Linked DNA regions of Homo sapiens: region 2 is linked to region 1. Evidence: read pairs that join two places in POLR2A ChIA-PET (ENCODE). Cell type or tissue: B cell. All regions are shown on one strand. Each heading gives the region's core, and the rest is flanking DNA. Links, peaks and the distances in the headings are about the cores only. Region 1 has its middle 17 kb from the start of MIR4712. Region 2 overlaps USP8 (ubiquitin specific peptidase 8).

Region 1 (8,340 bases), core at 206-8,205:
ACAAAAAAAATTTGCTGGGTGTGGTGGTGTGCGCCTGTAGTCCCAGCTACTCAGGAGGCTGAGGCAGGAGAATCCCTCGAACCTGGGAGGCAGAGGTTGCAGTGAGCCAAGATCACACTACTGCACTCCAGCCTGGTGACAGAGTGACACTTGGTCTCAAAAAAGAAAAAAATCTGCATGACCCCCCCCTCCCCCCCGCAAAAAAAAAATAGACAAGTCAAAGGACAGATTAACAACCTAGGAAAAAATATAAGGAACATTGATAAGTACTCATAGGGAAATATTTTCTGCTTAATATAAACTTAATGATAGATTAAATTTAAAAAGGAAGGTGCAGAAAGTGTATATATTGTGCTACCTTTGAATAAAAGAAGAAGATTACTGATAATCAAGGCTAGTGTTAGGTACACTGAAACTTTTGGCCTGCCTGCTGTTAATAACCCATGGATTCCCTTCTATCCTGCCTCTGCAATGAAATCACTCTGGGTTTTCCAGGGCCTTTTAGAAAAGACTCGACCCTGGCACCCTGTCTCCTATTCCCACCAACAGACTGCTATGCAAGACTCAGTGTCTTAAAGGCAGGAGCCGTTAGTTTCTTTGCATTCCTCACACCTGCCACAGTCCCCAGAATACTTCATGTTACTTAGCTGAACTGAATAGAACATATCTAGGGCCCAGTATACTTAAGATCCAAATGTGTCCCCTCCAATGTGTATTCTGTTAGAGTGAGTTTCTGTTGATTTCCAATCTGTTTTAAAGTTTCTGATACCCAGCTACAAATCCTGTAGCTCCCATTCCCTTTCCCCACAATCATAACTGCTATCTTTTCTCCATCCCTTCTGGAAATGTACATTAACCCTAGCTTTTTTGGGAAGCAGGCATTATCCTGGTGCTCAAGATAAAACTTGGCAAGTTGATTTTTGTTCCTTAAGGATTTCCTCAATACATATTTGGTGCAAGCTTGACCCTTTGTTCTGGCAGGTTATGATTCAAGGTTTCTCCAGTGTTTTCTCCAGAAACGTTCTGAGTGTGTTGCATGACAAGGTGGAAAAGAGCTTATGTTTTAAACTCACACATAATTGCTTTCAAGTTTGATTCTGTCACTCGTCAGCTCTATGATATTGAATAAGTCACTAAAGCACTCTGAGCATCATTTTCCTTATCTATAAATTTAGGATAATAGTGCTCATCTAATAATGTTGTTGTGGGGAGTTGGAGATAATGTATGTGAAAATCCCTGGCATAAAGTAACTGCTCTAAATGCATCCCCCTTCTTCTCCACAAAGTGATTTATGAATTGATGAAGAAACAAATGAATAGCTTTCCCAGGCAGCAATGCTTACCTTATTTGTAGAAACCTGTATTACAAGTTTCTGGCTGGGCACAGTGGCCCACAGCTGTAATCCCAGAACTTTGGGAGGCCAAGGCGGGCAGATCACGAGGTCAGGAGATCGAGACCATCCTGGCTAACACGGTGAAACCCCGTCTCTACTAAAAATACAAAAAAATTAGCTGGGCATGATGGCGGGCGCCTATAGTCCCAGCTACTCGGCTGAGGCAGGAGAATGGCGTGAACCCAGGAGGCAGAGCTTGCAGTGAGCCGAATTCGCGCCACTGCACTCCAGCCTGGGTGACAGAGTGAGACTCCATCTCTGAAAAAAAAAAAAGAAAGAAACCTGTATTAAAAGTTTCTGAATACAGGGGCAAACTAGGTCTCTTAGTAGTTTGCCTTGGCCTATACTACTGAAGTGATAGGTCCCTCCCTATCACTTTAGTTTTTGAATTTTGTGCTCTTGAGGGATGTCCGTATGTCCTGATCAAAGTCAAATCTAGGTGTGACAATGATGTAGGGAGCCTATATAGTAAGGGCCCTCTTACTAGCCTCCTTGAGGCTGTCAGATGGTAAGGCAAAGTCTCTGGCCTTTAGGGGATAACCATCCATCAGGGTACATAAATAACAATTACATATGGTAGAAAATGATATGACGTGAGATGTACAGAGAAAACGCTATGGCAATTTAATAAAGACAATTTACTTTTTTTTTTTTCTTTGAGATGGAGTCTCACTCTGTTGCCCAGGCTGGAGTACAATGGTGTGATCTCGGCTCACTGCAACCTCCGCCTCCCGGGTTCAAGTGAAACTCCTGCCTCAGCATCCCAAGTAGTTGGGATAACAGGCACGTGCCACCACGCTTGGCTAATTTTTGTATTTTTAGTAGAGAAGGGGTTTTGCCATGTTGGCCAGACTGGTCTTAAACTCCCGACCTCAGGTGATCCACCTGCCTTAGCCTCCCAAAGTGCTGGGATTACAGGCATGAGCCACCATGCCCAGCCGACAATTTACTTTTAGCTAGAGAAGATCAAAAATGGATTCACTCATTTCAGTCAATAAAGATTTATCATAGATGTTTCTTTTTTTTTTTTTTTTTTTTTGGTCTTGAGACGGAATCTTGCTCTTGTCTTCCAGGCTGGAGTGCAATGGTGCAATCTCGGCTCACTGCAATGTCTGCCTCACAGGTTCAAGTGATTCTCCTGCCTCAGCCTCCTGAGTAGCTGGGATTACAGGCACCCACCAGCACGCCTGGCTAATTTTTTGTATTTTTAGTAGAGACGGAGTTTCACCATGTTGGCCACGCTGGTCTCAAACTCCCGACCTCAGGTGATCCACCTTCCTTGGCCTCCCAAAGTGCTGGGATTAAGGCGTGAGCCACCATGCCCAGTCTATCATGGATGTTTCTGGGCAAGGTGTTATGCTGGACATTAGGGATGCAGAGATTAAAATTATCTTCTGGGCCAGGCACTGTGGCTCACGCCTATAATCCAGCACTTTGGGAGGCCAAGGTGGGCGGATCACCTGAGGTTAGGAGCTGGAGACCAGCCTGACCAACATGGAGAAACCCCATCTCTACTAAAAATACAAAATTAGCTGGGCATAGTGGCACATGCCTGTAATCCCAGCTACTCAGGAGGCTGAGGCAGGAGAATCGCTTGAACCTGGGAGGCGGAGGTTGCAGTGAGCTGAGATCGTGTCATTGCACTCCAGCCTGGCCAACAAGAGTGAAACTCCGCCTCAAAAAAAAAAGCTATCTTCCACTTACTTTTGTGCTTGTTTTGTTTGTTTTGTTGTTGTTGTTGTTTGAAACGAGTCTCACCGTGTTGCTCAGGCCTGATTACAGTGGTGCAATCACAGCTCACTGAAGCCTCAATCTCCCGGGCTCAAGTGATCCTCCTGCCTCAGCCTCCTAAGTAGCTGGGACTACAGGTGTGTGCCACCACACCCAGCTAATTTTTTAATTTTTTGTAGGGATGGAGTCTTACTGTATTGCCCAGGCTAGTCTTGAACTCGTGGGCTCAGCTGATCCTCCCGCCTTGGCCTCCCAAAGTGCTGGGATTACAGGCCTGAGCCACCACGTCCGGCCTCTTTTGCTTTTTTTATTATTATTATTTTTTATTTATTTATTTATTTATTGAGATGGACTCTCACTCTGTCACCCAGGCTGGAGTGCAATGGGGCGATCTCGGCTCACTGCAACCTCTGCCTTCCAGGTTCAAGCGATTCCCCTGCCTCAGCCTCCTGAGTAGCTGGGATTACAGGCACCTGCCACCATGTCCAGCTAATTTAGTATTTTTAGTAGAGAAGGGGTTTCACCGTGTTGGTCAGGCTGGTGTTGAATTCCTGACCTCAAGTGATCCACCTGCCTTGGCCTCCCAAAGTGCTGGGATTACAGGCATAAGCCACCTCGCCCAGCCTCTTTTTTTTTTTTTTTTTTTTTTTTTTTTTAGAGATGAGGTCTTGACATGTTGCTTAGGCTGGATTCAAACTCCTGGGTTCAGGTGATCCTCCTGCCTGAGCCTTCTGAGTAACTGGGACTACAGCCATGAGCCACCATGCCCGGTTTTTACTCTTTTGAGAAGCTGAGAGATTAGTAGGGAGACAGTTACAGAAAAAAATAATTACAGTATAACATGGTAGGAATTGTTTTTATAATAGTATGTCAATGTGCTTTGGAAGCAGAAATCAAGAGTGATTAAGTTTACAAACATTGTAGAGAAGAAATTATGTTTGAGTCTTGCAGGATAAAGAGGAGTCTACCAGATAGAGAAGACAGGAAAAGGTATTAAGTAGTCAGCCTTTGTAGTCAGCCTTTTATCTTGAAAATTCAGAAGAATTTAGATATTCGCAAGTGGCGGGGGGATCTATGAAGAGGGAACTGCATAATAAAGGTGGGGAAATTATAATAAAGCATGAAGTGAAGTGGTTCTTACTCCAGTATGTGTAAGTAAAAAGAATTCATGAATTGGGTCCAGTTTGTGTTGGGACTAAAGACAATGGGAAAAAAAAAATTAAAGATCTTCATAATAGGACATGATAAGATTAGAACTTTGAATTTAGAAGATTAAGTTTGTAGTCTTGTTCAGGATAGGTTGGATTAGGACACACCAGGAACAAGAAGGGCAATTAAGAGATCATTAAAATAGCTACAAAGTAAGAGGTAATGAGATGATACAGAATATGGCAGGAGGAATGGAAGGGAAGGGCCAAATGGAAGAAACGTCGCAGGCAGGTATGTATTGTTTTTGGCAACCTGAGTGTCTGGGAGGATGGTGTACCATTAACAAGTAAGAAACATAAGAGATAAGGCTTGGGGGAAGTGAAAAAAATTCAGTTTGGACACACTAATTCTGAGAGTCTTCAAGAGAGCAGTTTCTGTAGATTGGTAAGACAATTGACAAGATGGGTTAAGTGGCTAAGAAGTGGGAAGTGAGAAAGTGGAGAGCAAATATGACTACTCTGTTCTGACCTTTGACAATGAGAAAAACAGTGGAGGGTTTTAACTGTTGGATAAATTGGGGAGATTGAGCTTGTTTCAGGTTGAAAGGGAAAATGGAGAAAACTGAAGGTGAAGGAAAGGATAAGTGACAGAGCAAGGTCATAGTATCAGAGGTATTGGTGGAGCAGTTACCCTTGGAAAGATATTTCTATGACAAGAACTTTCAGAAATAGGAGGTAAAGAATCTCAGATTCTACTTTAAATGATCTCACTGCATTTTTTTCTTTCCTGTGTGGAAAATCTCACCCTGTTTTATTTTATTTTATTTTCTAGTCCCTTGGCAATCAAACCAATTTCTGACTGGCTTGCAACATGGCCTACTTAGTAAGGGACACTTTGCTGAAAAGTAGAGTGGGAGTTGTGTAACTGCATTTCCTAGTGTTCCTGCTGCAGAGAGCTGCTCGTTCAACTACTTCAGATTTGAGATCACAATACTCTGTGACTGGTTCTTTAAAAATCACTGTTTAATTTGGATAGATGTTGATTTTTACAACTCTAACTCAGACATTTTTAAAGTCATCAGTAAAACAATAAAACCTCTAGAAGAAAACAAGAGAATAGTTTCCTGATCTTAGGCAAATATTTTTAAAAATAGGACACAAAAAATACCAATCATAAAGGGGGGGAATGGTATAAATTGGGGCTATTAAACAATTACAAGCCAAGTGCAGTGGCTCTCATCTGAAATCTCAGCACTTTGAGAGTCTGAGGCAGGACAGCACTTAAGCCCAGGAGTACAAGAACAGCCTGGGCAACATAGTGAGACCCTGTCTCTACTAAAAATAAAGTTAGCATGTGACATGTGCCTGTAGTCTCAGCTACTTGGGAGACTGAGGTGGGAGGATAGCTTGAGACCAGGAGTTCAAGGTTGCAATAAGCTATGATTGCACACTACTGCACTCTAGCCTGGGCAACAGAGTTAGACTCTCTCAAAAAAAAAAAAAAAAATTTTTTTTTTGAAGCCGCAGAGTGAAAGAAGACATTTTAATACATAAATTTTTTGGCTGGGGGCAGCAGCTCACGCCTATAATCCCAGCACTTTGGGAGGCCGAGGTGGGTGGATCACCTGAGGTCAGGAGTTCAAGACTAGCCTGGCCAACATGGTCACACTTTGTCTCTACTAAAAATACAAAAATTAGCCAGACATGATAGTGGGCACCTGTAATCCCAGCTACTTGGGAGGCTGAGGCAGGAGAATCACTTGAACCCTAAAGGCAGAGATTGCAGTGCGCCAAGATCGTGCCACTGCACTCCAGCCTGGTCAACAGAGCAAGACCCCATATCGAGAAAAAGAAAAGAAAAGAAAAGAAAAGCCCTGTGAGCTTTTGAGATTGCAAAGAAAGAATAAAATAAAATAAAATAAAATAAAAATCATAAAATGGGCAAATAGCATGAATAGGCGTTTTATAAAAGACTATCCAGGCCAGGCACAGTGGCTCACGCCTGTAATCCCAGCAGTTTGGGAGGCTGAGGCAGGTGGATCACCTGAGGTCGGGAGACCGAGACCAGCCTGACCAACATGGTGAAACCCCATCTCTACTAAAAATACAAAAAATTAGCTGGGCATGGTGGCAGGTGCCTGTAATCCAAGCTACCTGGGAGGCTGGGGCAGGAAATAAACTTTTTTTTTTTTTATTTTGAGATGGAGTTTTGCTCTTGTCACCCAGACTGGAGTGCAATGGCGTGATCTCAGCTCACCGCAATCTCAGCCTCCTGGGTTCAAGAAATTCCCCTGCCTCAGCCTCCTAAGTAGCTGGGATTACAGGCATCTGCCACCATGCCTGGCTAATTTTGTATTTTTAGTAGAGACGGGGTTTCTCCATGTTGGTCAGGCTGGTCTCGAACTCTCGACCTCAGGTGATCCACCCTCCTCGGCCTCCCAAAGTGCTGGGATTACAGGCTTGAAGCATGGTGCCTGGCCCCCCAATAAACATTTTTAAGGCTACTCAAGAGTCTTTAGTCATCAAAGAAGTGTACATTACAAACACAATGAAATATCACTACATACCCATCAAAATGGCAAAAATGAAAACGACAGAAAATACCAAGAGTTGGCAAGGATTTGGATTTGTTCCAACTCCTTGCTAACTCTTGGTATTTTCTGTCCTTTTCAGCTGAACAAGTACATACCCTATGACTCAGCAGTTCCAATCTTAGGATATAACTAGTAGAAACAACTGGATTCTATTTAAATATCCTACAGTAAAATGAATGAATAAATTGTGGTATAATCATACAGTGTAATACTACTCTACAATAAGAATGAAAGAACCACAGCTACACACAACAATATGGATAAATTATACAATAGAATGATGAAGCCAGAGACAAAATAATTAATATTGTATGATTCCACTTATATAAAGGTCAAAAACAAGTAAAGTATCTATTTTGTTAGAAAAGAGGATATTTCTGGCCAGCTGTGGTGACTCACGCCTGTAATCCCAGCACTTTGGGAGGCCGAGGCGGGCGGATCACGAGTTCAGGAGATCGAAACCATCCTGGCTAACACGGTGAAACCCCGTCTCTACTAAAAATACAAAAAAATTAGCCAGGTGTGGTGGCAGGCGCCTGTAGTCCCAGCTACTCGGGAGGCTGAGGCAGGAGAATGGCGTGAACCCAGGAGGCGGAGCTTACAGTGAGCTGAGATCGCGCCACTGCACTCCAGCCTGGGCGACAGAGCGAGACTCTGTCTCAAAAAAAAAAAAGAAAAGAAAAGAGGGTATTTCTGGTAGTCCAGTGGTTAGGAAAAGGAGAGAAAAGAGGATAATTGTTATCCTTGGTGTGTGTGGGGAAGGGTGTACAATGTAGCAACTGGAAAGAGACAGGAGGAAGATTTCTGGTGTAGAGGTGTTGTTATCTTTCTTGATCTGATAATAGTTACACAGGTATGTTCAATTTATGAAAATGCATTGAAATATACATTTACGATTTGTGCCCTTACTCTATGTGCAAATTATACTACAGGATTTTTTTTAAGTCGGAGGTCTCAAATCTGCCATTATTCTCATAATAGGTTTGAATCAAAACTGTAATTTGTCATTTTTCCTCTGATTTATCTATTTATTAAAATTATCCATGCTTCACATTAGTTTCTTCCTTCGAAAGCTCTAAGTGCCCAGTTGTCCACATCTTGAAATGTTCTAATCATTTCCACAGAACAGAATATTACACTAAGTTCTGGGCTCTGTGGACCCTCTAGTTGTTATAGAATATAGCTTATCTCCCTTAAAATACACAACACTAATGAAGTTGCTCAAATAACCACATGGATAATAACATCCATTTAGTTTGGAGTCCACAACCATAAACAAAGTCTAGCACAACTACAACTATGGATATCCTCAGTTTGGTAGTGCCTTGGTGACTCTTGTTGCCACATTCTAGTCTTCTAGTCTCCTTGAGAACATTTGGATGTTAACATCATGTTCAGGAGGAAATAATGTTAATGGAGGGGGACGGATGTCAGGAATTCCTTGGTTTTGGCAGCTTCATTATTCATAAGTTA
Region 2 (8,340 bases), core at 331-8,330, 75 kb after region 1:
GTCATACCAACCTTGATTTGAAAATATCTGATTGTAGTATCTAATGATTGACCTCTTGTATCTAATGATTGACCTCTTGGAGTAGTGATTTAAAAAACAACAACAACAACTTCATTGTACTTGTTAGTAAATTATATGCCAAATCTTTTACCTTTTGCATTTTTTAAAGGTGGAATTTTTTTTTTTTTTTTAAGACAGAGTTTCGTTCTGTCGCCCAGGCTGGAGTGCAGTGGCGCAATCTCGGCTCACTGCAACCTCCGCCTCCTGGGTTCAAGTGATTCTCCTGCGTCAGCTTCCTGAGTAGCTGGGATTACAGGCACATACCACCACACCCAGCTGGTTTTTCTATTTTTAGTAGACATGGGGTTTCACCATGTTGGCCGGGCTGGTCTTGACCTCCTGTCCTCAAGTGATGTGCCCGCCTCGGCCTCCCAAAGTTCTGGGATTACAGGTTTGAGCCACTGCACCCGGCCTAGATTATACTATTAATTATTTATTTTCTATCATTTGGTTTTTAGTTGCTTAGAGTTTCCTAATGTGTAAAACTTGTTTTATGTATCAAAAGTGTTTTGACTCCAGTTGGGATGTGAGTAGCTATTCTAAAGTACAGGTGGAAGCAAAAATATCTGTTTAGAACAAGTAAACAAAACACATTCCATGTTGTGTCTGTACACAATTTGCTTTATTGTGAGACTGGAGAAAAAACTAGGTACATATTTTTAATAAGAAAATATACTTTATTCTTGAAAGCTTTGCTCTTTGGCGCTTACTCAAAAATAACAATGTTATTTATACTTTTTAACAGAGACTTACAAATAAGTCAAATTTATGAACTAGTGGATCTTTTTAACTTACTAATGGTATGAAGACATACTTTTGAGACATTTGGAGAATAAATTATACATTTACATAGGTTAAAAGTTTTTAAAAATCTTCCATTGTAATAAAACAAACTTCCCTTTATATAAGCACCATGATTTTAATGATTTTAACACTAGTGTCACATGCAATGCCGAGAACTAACAATATGGGATGGTTTTCCTATAATTTTAGGATTATTTCCATTCAATACTTGGACCTGGAAACATCAAAAAAGCTGTCGAAGAAGCTGAAAGACTCTCTGAAAGCCTTAAATTAAGGTACAGATATTATGAAATATTTAAAATAATGTAAATTTAGAAGATAAAAATAATATTTAAGATTTACCGATTTATATCTGACGATTCATATAATATTCCAATTTTTTTTTGAGACAGAGTCTCGCGCTGTCTGTCGCCCATGCTGGAGTGCAGTGGCGCGATCTCGGCTCCCTGCAAGCTCCACTTCCTGGGTTCACGCCATTCTCCTGCCTCAACCTCCCAAGTAGCTGGGACTATAGGCACCCACCACCACGCCCGGCTAATTTTTTGTATTTTTAGTAGAGACAGGGTTTCACCATGTTAGCCAGGATGGTCTCGATCTCCTGACCTTCTGATCCTCCTGCCTCGGCCTCCCAAAGTGCTGGGATTACAGGTGTGGGCCACCATGCCTGGCCCCAATATTTCTTTTTTTTTTTTTTTTTTTTTCTGAGACGGAGTCTCACTGTTGCCCAGGCTGGAGTGCAGTGGCGCGATCTCAGCTCACTGCAGACTCCGCCCCTGGGGTTCACGCCATTCTCCTGCCTCAGCCTCCCGAGTAGCTGGGACTACAGGCGCCCGCCACCTCACCCGGCTAATTTTTTGTATTTTTAGTAGAGACGGGGTTTCACTGTGTTAGCCAGGATGGTCTCGAGCTCCTGACCTCAAGTGATCCGCCCGCCTCAGCCTCCCAAAGTGCTGAGATTACAGGCGTGAGCCACCCGGCCCCAATATTTCTAATTTATAATATTTGTAAGTTTCTGGCATTATTCTTTAGAAAAATTCAATTCTTCATATGTTCTTTGGTGGATTCTGCTCCTGGATACTGTGCGTATAGGAATGAAGTATTTACTGTTACTTTTGATCTGCTTAGTTACAGAAGTTATTTAAATTTGGAAAAAAAAACTGATTCTGGTATTTGCCATGACTTGCTTACCAGGTTTACAAAAATAATTACAAAACAAAAACAGTATGTTTCAGTTTTTAGTCGTTAGTCATTCTTTTTTTTTTTTTTTTTTTTTTTTGGAGACGGAGTTTTGCCTCTTGTTTCCCAGGCTGGAGTACAATGGCCTGATCTCAGCTCACTGCAACATTTGCCTCTCAGGTTCAAGTCATTCTCCTGCCTCAGCCTCCTGAGTAGCTGGTATTACAGGCATGTGCCACCATGCCTGGCTAATTTTGTATTTTTAGTCGAGACGGGGTTTCTCCATGTTGGTCAGGCTGGTCTTGAACTCCTGACCTCCGATGATCTGCCTGCCTCGGCCTCCCAAAGTGCTGGGATTATAGCCATGAGCCACTGTACCCGGCCATTAGTCATGCTTTAAAATTTAAATTGTTTCCCTTATCAACAACATAATGCTGTTATGTAGATCCTAGTAGATAAATTTCTGCCTGTATCTGTAGCATAAAAAATGTTAATAGATAAAACCAAAAGCATTCTCAGCAATATGATACAGAAGGAGAGAACAATGGAACTGGTTTTAAGTGATACAAGGTGCCAAAGCCTGGTTAGTGAAAAACAGCAAACTGAGAGCTGTTTGATGCAAATAATAAATAGAAGGAGGAAACTGAAAGATTTAACCAGGGTGACATATTTCTTTACTGGCTTGAATTTTTTTTTTTCACTAAGAATGTATCATGTTACTTGTATTTAAAAATATTCTGACCAGGAGCAATGGCTCAGTCCTGTAATGCCTGCACTTTGGTAGGCCCAGGCGGGCGGATTACTTGAGGCCAGGAGTTTGTGACCAGCCTGGCCAACATGGTAAAGCCCCGTCTCTACTGAAAATGCAAAAAAAGTTAGCCGGGTGGGGTGGCAGGCAGCTGTAGTCCCAGCTACTCAGGAGGCTGAGGCAGGAGAATCGCTTCAGCCTGGGAGGCAGAGGTTGCAGTGAACTGAGATCTTGCCACTGCACTCTAGCCTGGGCGACAGAGTGAGACTCTGTCTCAAAAAAAGAAAATAACTCTCAACTTATAAAGGAAGTCATTAAGAAAATGATTCATTATTTAGATATTTACTTCTTATGGCCTGATAGAATGGCCCATCTTTCAGTGTAATAAAGTCCCTGTTGCTAAATAACCTCTGGGTCCTTTCCAATTCTAAGGCTTTTTAAATGTACTTTGAATTTTCCTCTGTATAGGTTATTTTGCAGCTAGATGTGGAGAACCTTTTCACTGTTTTTCTCCCTGTCTGTCCTCTCCCAGCCTCCTGCCCCATGTTGGTGTCTTTCATGGACATTTAGAGCAACCCTGTGTGAACATATCTTCATATCTGTCCTGTCCTAATTCTGTAATAAGTCAACCACAAAGCTCTTTTCCTCCTTTAAGTCTCTGAAATCTGCATGACTAGAATTTCTCTTGTCAGGCCGGCAGTCTGAGAATGGGCATGAGGGAGGGTATATGCTCTCTAGGTTTGGAGAATAGATTATAACTTTAAAGTGAAAGCCCTTAACATCTTGGGGTAGATTTTCTGCTAAATTCTGCCTAATCATCTGATGTCATGGTCTATGACCACGGAGGCGTGTGTGCCGAGTGGGGTCCGTGGCCTGCTGGCCCCTGTCCTAGGGGTGGCCGCATGGTCCCAGGTGCGGCCGCTATAGACATAGCCCCAGATTCTGAAAAAAATGCTTTAGCAAAAAGACCTAGTGAGTGGCTAGAAAATAGATTTCAGTATCACCTGCCATTAAGGAATACTTGTTAAGCATTTATTTGCCTGTCCCGTTTCTTATTATTATCTTTTTTCATGGACACCTCTCATAACATAGACTTAATCCATTTCTGTTACATTCATGTTAGGGGAGGTCTTAGAGGTAATTTTGACCAAATCTGGAAGTATCAGAATCCTAGTAAAAGGGATTAAGTGGGTAAAAGGATCAGAAGTTAGTTTCAGAGAGCATGCCTCGCTCTCACTTCAGCTTACCAACTGAAATTGGAAAGTAGGAGAGACATCAGCTCTATTTAATTAGATTTATGGAGACTGTAGAACAAATCCAAGGTAGGGGGTAAGGTGTGGATAAGAGAAGAAAATAGGAAAAAAGAGAATCTTAAAGTTTTTTCATTTCTGCCCTCAAATTGGATTTAGGCTGACTGTGCTTACTTCTTAGGGCAGACAGTTCACATACTGTTCCAGCATAGAGCACTACTAGAGAAGAAATATAGAGCAGTAGGTAAGTGTACGGAGCCAGACTCCCTGGGTATGGATCCCAGTTTTTTTCTTATTAATTGTGTGAGCTTGGGCAAATTACTTAGCCTCCCTCTGCCTCAGTTTCCTCATCTGTAACTAGGATAATCATAAAACCTACCTCATAGTGCATTAAGAAAATTAACATTTACAAACACTTAGATGGTGTCTGGCACATACCAAATAATAAGTTTTTGTGCTATTATTTTCGTTGTTATTAACAGTGGAAGCATTCTTGTTCTGTAACACCTTTCGTCCTGGCACTCTAGTGATTTGCATTGAGGAGGCAAGGTAAAACAGTTGCATAATTTTGCTCTTGTTCCAAATCTTTCACTTCTGTTTCTAACAGTGAAATGATGCTAGCATATGAGATAGGCAGGAAAGTGGTGTTGATATTTCCATAGAGATAATAGGAATACATGCTTGCTATTCTGTGACCAAGTTCTTAACACAGTGCAGTAGAGAAGTGGGGGAAGTGAGCATACCAGTAAGCAAGGTCCTGCTGGAGATTTGAGAATCCATTATCCCTGGTTATTGCCTAAGCAGATGGAATATGATGAAACATCTGTTTTTGTAAAATTCTATCTGAAGTTACTCTGTTTTTCTTTTCTCCTCTCACATCTATTGATGGGTTCATCATTCACTTTTGTTCCATTTATTTTATTTTAACACACTGATTTTCATAAATCTATTGTTTTCCCAGTAGAACTTTATAATTTATTTTGAAATATTTTCTAATTTCCCTTTCTTCCTTGACCCATGGGTCATTTAGAAATGTGTTGTTTAATTTCCACATATGTGGGATTCTTCTTATATCTTATTGATTTCTAATTTAATTTCATTGTGGCTAAAGATGTTGCGTCCTTTTAAATGTATTCTTGTTTTATGGCTCAGCATATGGTCTCTTGGTGAACGTACCATGTGCACTTGCAAAGAAAATGTGGTTGTTGAATATACTGTTCTCTATATGTCATTTAGGTCAGAATGGCTGATAATGTTCAGATCTTCTTTATCTTTACTGACTGTGGGATGGGGGTTCAAGTTGTAACAATTACTGAGAGAGTCATGTTAAAATATTTAACTGTATCTATTTATGCCTTTAGTTCTCTCAGCTTTTGTTTCATGTATTTTGAAATTCTATTTTTAGGCACATAGTTACAGTTTCTTGATGAATTGACCTTTTTATCATTATGTCCCTCTTTACCTCTGGGAATATTCTTTTTTTTTTTTTTTTTTTTTTGAGACAGGGTCTCACTGTCCTGAAGGCTGGAGTGCAGTGGCATGATCTTGGCTCACTGCAACTCCCGCCCCCAGGTTCAAGCGATCCTCCCACCTCAGCCTCCCCAAGTAGCTGGGACTACAGGCGCACACCACCATGCCTGGCTAATTTTTGTATTTTTTGGTAGAGATGGGGTTTTACCATGTTGGCCAGGCTGGTCTTGAATTCCTGACTTCAGGTGATCCGCCTGCCTTGGCCTCCCAAAGTGCTGCGATCACAGGCGTGAGCTACCACACCCCGCCCTCATCTTCATTCTTAAGGGATTTTAACTAGATACAGGATTCTAGGTTGGCAGGTTTTAATTTTCCCTTTTGTCACTTCAGAGCTGCTATTCCACTGTCTTCTGGCCTCCATTGTTTCTGATATTAAGCATTTTTCTGCCTCATTTTTATTTTCTTGCTGGAACTCCAGCTCTACATACGATAGACTTTTTGATTTTGTCCAATGAATCCCTAAGGATTTGTTCTTTTTATTTTGTTTTGTTTTGTTTTAATCATTTTCTCTTTGTTTTTCAGATTGGATAATTTTCTTTTCTTTTTTTTTTTTTTCAGATGGAGTCTCACTCTGTCTCACCCAGGCTGGAGTGCAGTGGCACACGATCTTGGCTTGCTGCAGCCTCCACCTCCTGGGTTCAAGCAATTCTCCTATCTTAGCCTCCCAAGTAGCTGGTACTACAGGTGTGTGCCACCACACCTGGCTAATTTTGTATTTTTACTAGAGATAGGGGTTTACCATGTTGGCCAGGCTGGTCTCAAACTCCTGACCTCAGGTGATCCACCCACCTCGGCCTCCCAGAGTGCTGGGATTACAGATGTGAGCCACCACGCCCAGCCTGGATTGAATAATATTTATCACTCTTTCATCCTTTTTTTCTTTTGAGACAATGTCTCACTCTGTTGCCCAGGCCGAAGTGCAGTGGCATGATCCCAGCTCACTGCATCCTCAAACTCCTGGGCTCAAGCAATCCCACCTCAGCCTCCTGAGTAGGTGGGACTAAAGGCACACACCTCTGCTCCTGGCTAATTTTATTTTTTATAGAGATGGGGTCTTTCTGTGTTGCCCAGGATGGTTCTCCCTTCAAATACTGACTCTTTACTTTGTCATCTCCAATTTTGTGTTGAGTGAATTTTTTTCAGTTATATGTTTCAATTCTAGAATTTCTTCCTTTTTTTGAGACAGAGTCTCACTCTGTTGTCGAGGTTGGAGTACAGTGGCGTGATCACATCTCACTGCAACCTCAGCCTCCTGGCCTCAAGTGATTCTCCCGCCTTCACCTCCTGAACAACTGGAACTACAGATGCACACCACCAGGCCCAGTTAGTTTTTTTGTGTTTTTTTGTAGAGACAGGGTTTCACCATGTTGCCCAAACTGGTCTCAAGCTCTGGGCTCAAGCAGTCCTCCTACCAGGGCCTCCCAAAGAGTTAGGATTATAGGCATGAGCCACTGCGCCCAGCCCAATTCTAGAATTTCTGTGTGGTTCTTTTTTATAGCGTCTATTATTTTTTTACAGAGATTTCCTATTTGTTCATTTATTACAAGCACATTTTCATTTACGCCCTTGAGCATAGTTATAACAGCTGCTCTAAAATCTTTGTATGCTAAATGCATCATCTTAGAGTCAGTGTGCAGCACCTTTTCTCTTTTATTGTTGTCCTATTTTTCTTTTTTTGGTACTAGTAACTTTGGACATTGTGAACAATAAAATTATAGGCTCTGCATTCTTCTTTAGTCCTCTGAATAGTTTTGTTGTTGTTGTTGTTGTTGTTTTGTCCCACTAGGCAGTTAACTTGGCTATACTCAAACGTTAAGTTTTCTGTCTTGCCTATGGTAGGTGGCAACTGACATTCTTTTCAATTCTTCTAAACTTAGCTGGGCTCCTTAGTATCTGCTGCAGGTGTGCTTAATTCAGGTGTCAGGTGGCAATTTGGGCAAGTCTATACAAAGAATTTGGAACTCTGGTTCTCTGAGATTGGGGTCTTTATTGGAATTTTAGCTGTTTTCAGCAGTAAGGCCTGCCTTAGGTGTGAAACCATAAAAAATGGGAATCTTACTAATGCCCTTCCTTTCTTTCAAGTGTCAACCCCCATCTACTTTCTTCCTGATTATGGCAGTTTTCCAATGCCTTCAGGTAGTTATAGGTTACCCAGAGTTTATAGTTGTCTGTGAGAGGTTCAGAACAATGGAAACTACTAAGTCATTACCAGAATTAGAATTCTCTTTCCTACCTTTATTTTTTAAGGCGAAAGGATAGCATTTTTAAAGTAGAGTGTCGTGATCACCATGTTCCTGTCAATATTAGTGATCATTTCTGTCAATGGAATACATAATTCAGAAGGAATTGCTAAGCGTAAAGATAGAAACTGCTTAGGCCAGGCGGGGTGGCTCATGCCTGTAATCCCAGCACTTTGGGAGGCCGAGGCAGGTGGATCACAAGGTCAGGAGTTCAAGACCGGCCTAGCCAACATAGTGAAACCCCATCTCTACTAAAAATACAAAAATAAGTAGCTGGCCGTGGTGGTGGGAGCTTGTCATCCCAGCCACTCGAGAGGCGGAGGCAAGGAGAAACGCTTGAACCTGAGATGCAGAGGTTTCAGTGAGCCGAGATCCCACCACTGCTCTCCAGCCCAGGTGACAGTGTGAGACTCCGTCTCAAAAAAAAAAAAAAAAATTAACTGCTTAATGGCCGGGTGTGGTGGCTCGCCCCTGTAATCCCAGCACTTTGGGAGGCCGACGAGGGTGGATCACTTTAGACCAGGAGTTCGAG

What was found. Peaks named below come from ENCODE experiments on the same cell type or tissue, not always from the same donor. Only the 100,000 strongest peaks of a DNase experiment are listed, where the experiment ranks them.
Region 2: POLR2A ChIA-PET joins it to region 1 with 9 read pairs; 6 of 35 experiments call an interaction of 5 or more read pairs at or near these places.

Annotation. Positions count from the first base shown.
Region 1 is chr15:50,373,359-50,381,698 of GRCh38, forward strand. No RefSeq gene overlaps it. Among named protein-coding and RNA genes, the nearest start is that of MIR4712, 17 kb to the left of the region's middle. In B cell, for the core only: no CTCF peak of the experiment used is centred there; no DNase peak of the experiment used is centred there.
Region 2 is chr15:50,448,347-50,456,686 of GRCh38, forward strand. It overlaps USP8 (ubiquitin specific peptidase 8), which reads left to right. Exons shown (of 20, transcript NM_005154.5): 4 at 1,054-1,139. Among named protein-coding and RNA genes, the nearest start is that of USP8, 28 kb to the left of the region's middle. In B cell, for the core only: no CTCF peak of the experiment used is centred there; no DNase peak of the experiment used is centred there; H3K27ac peaks cover 1,645 bases.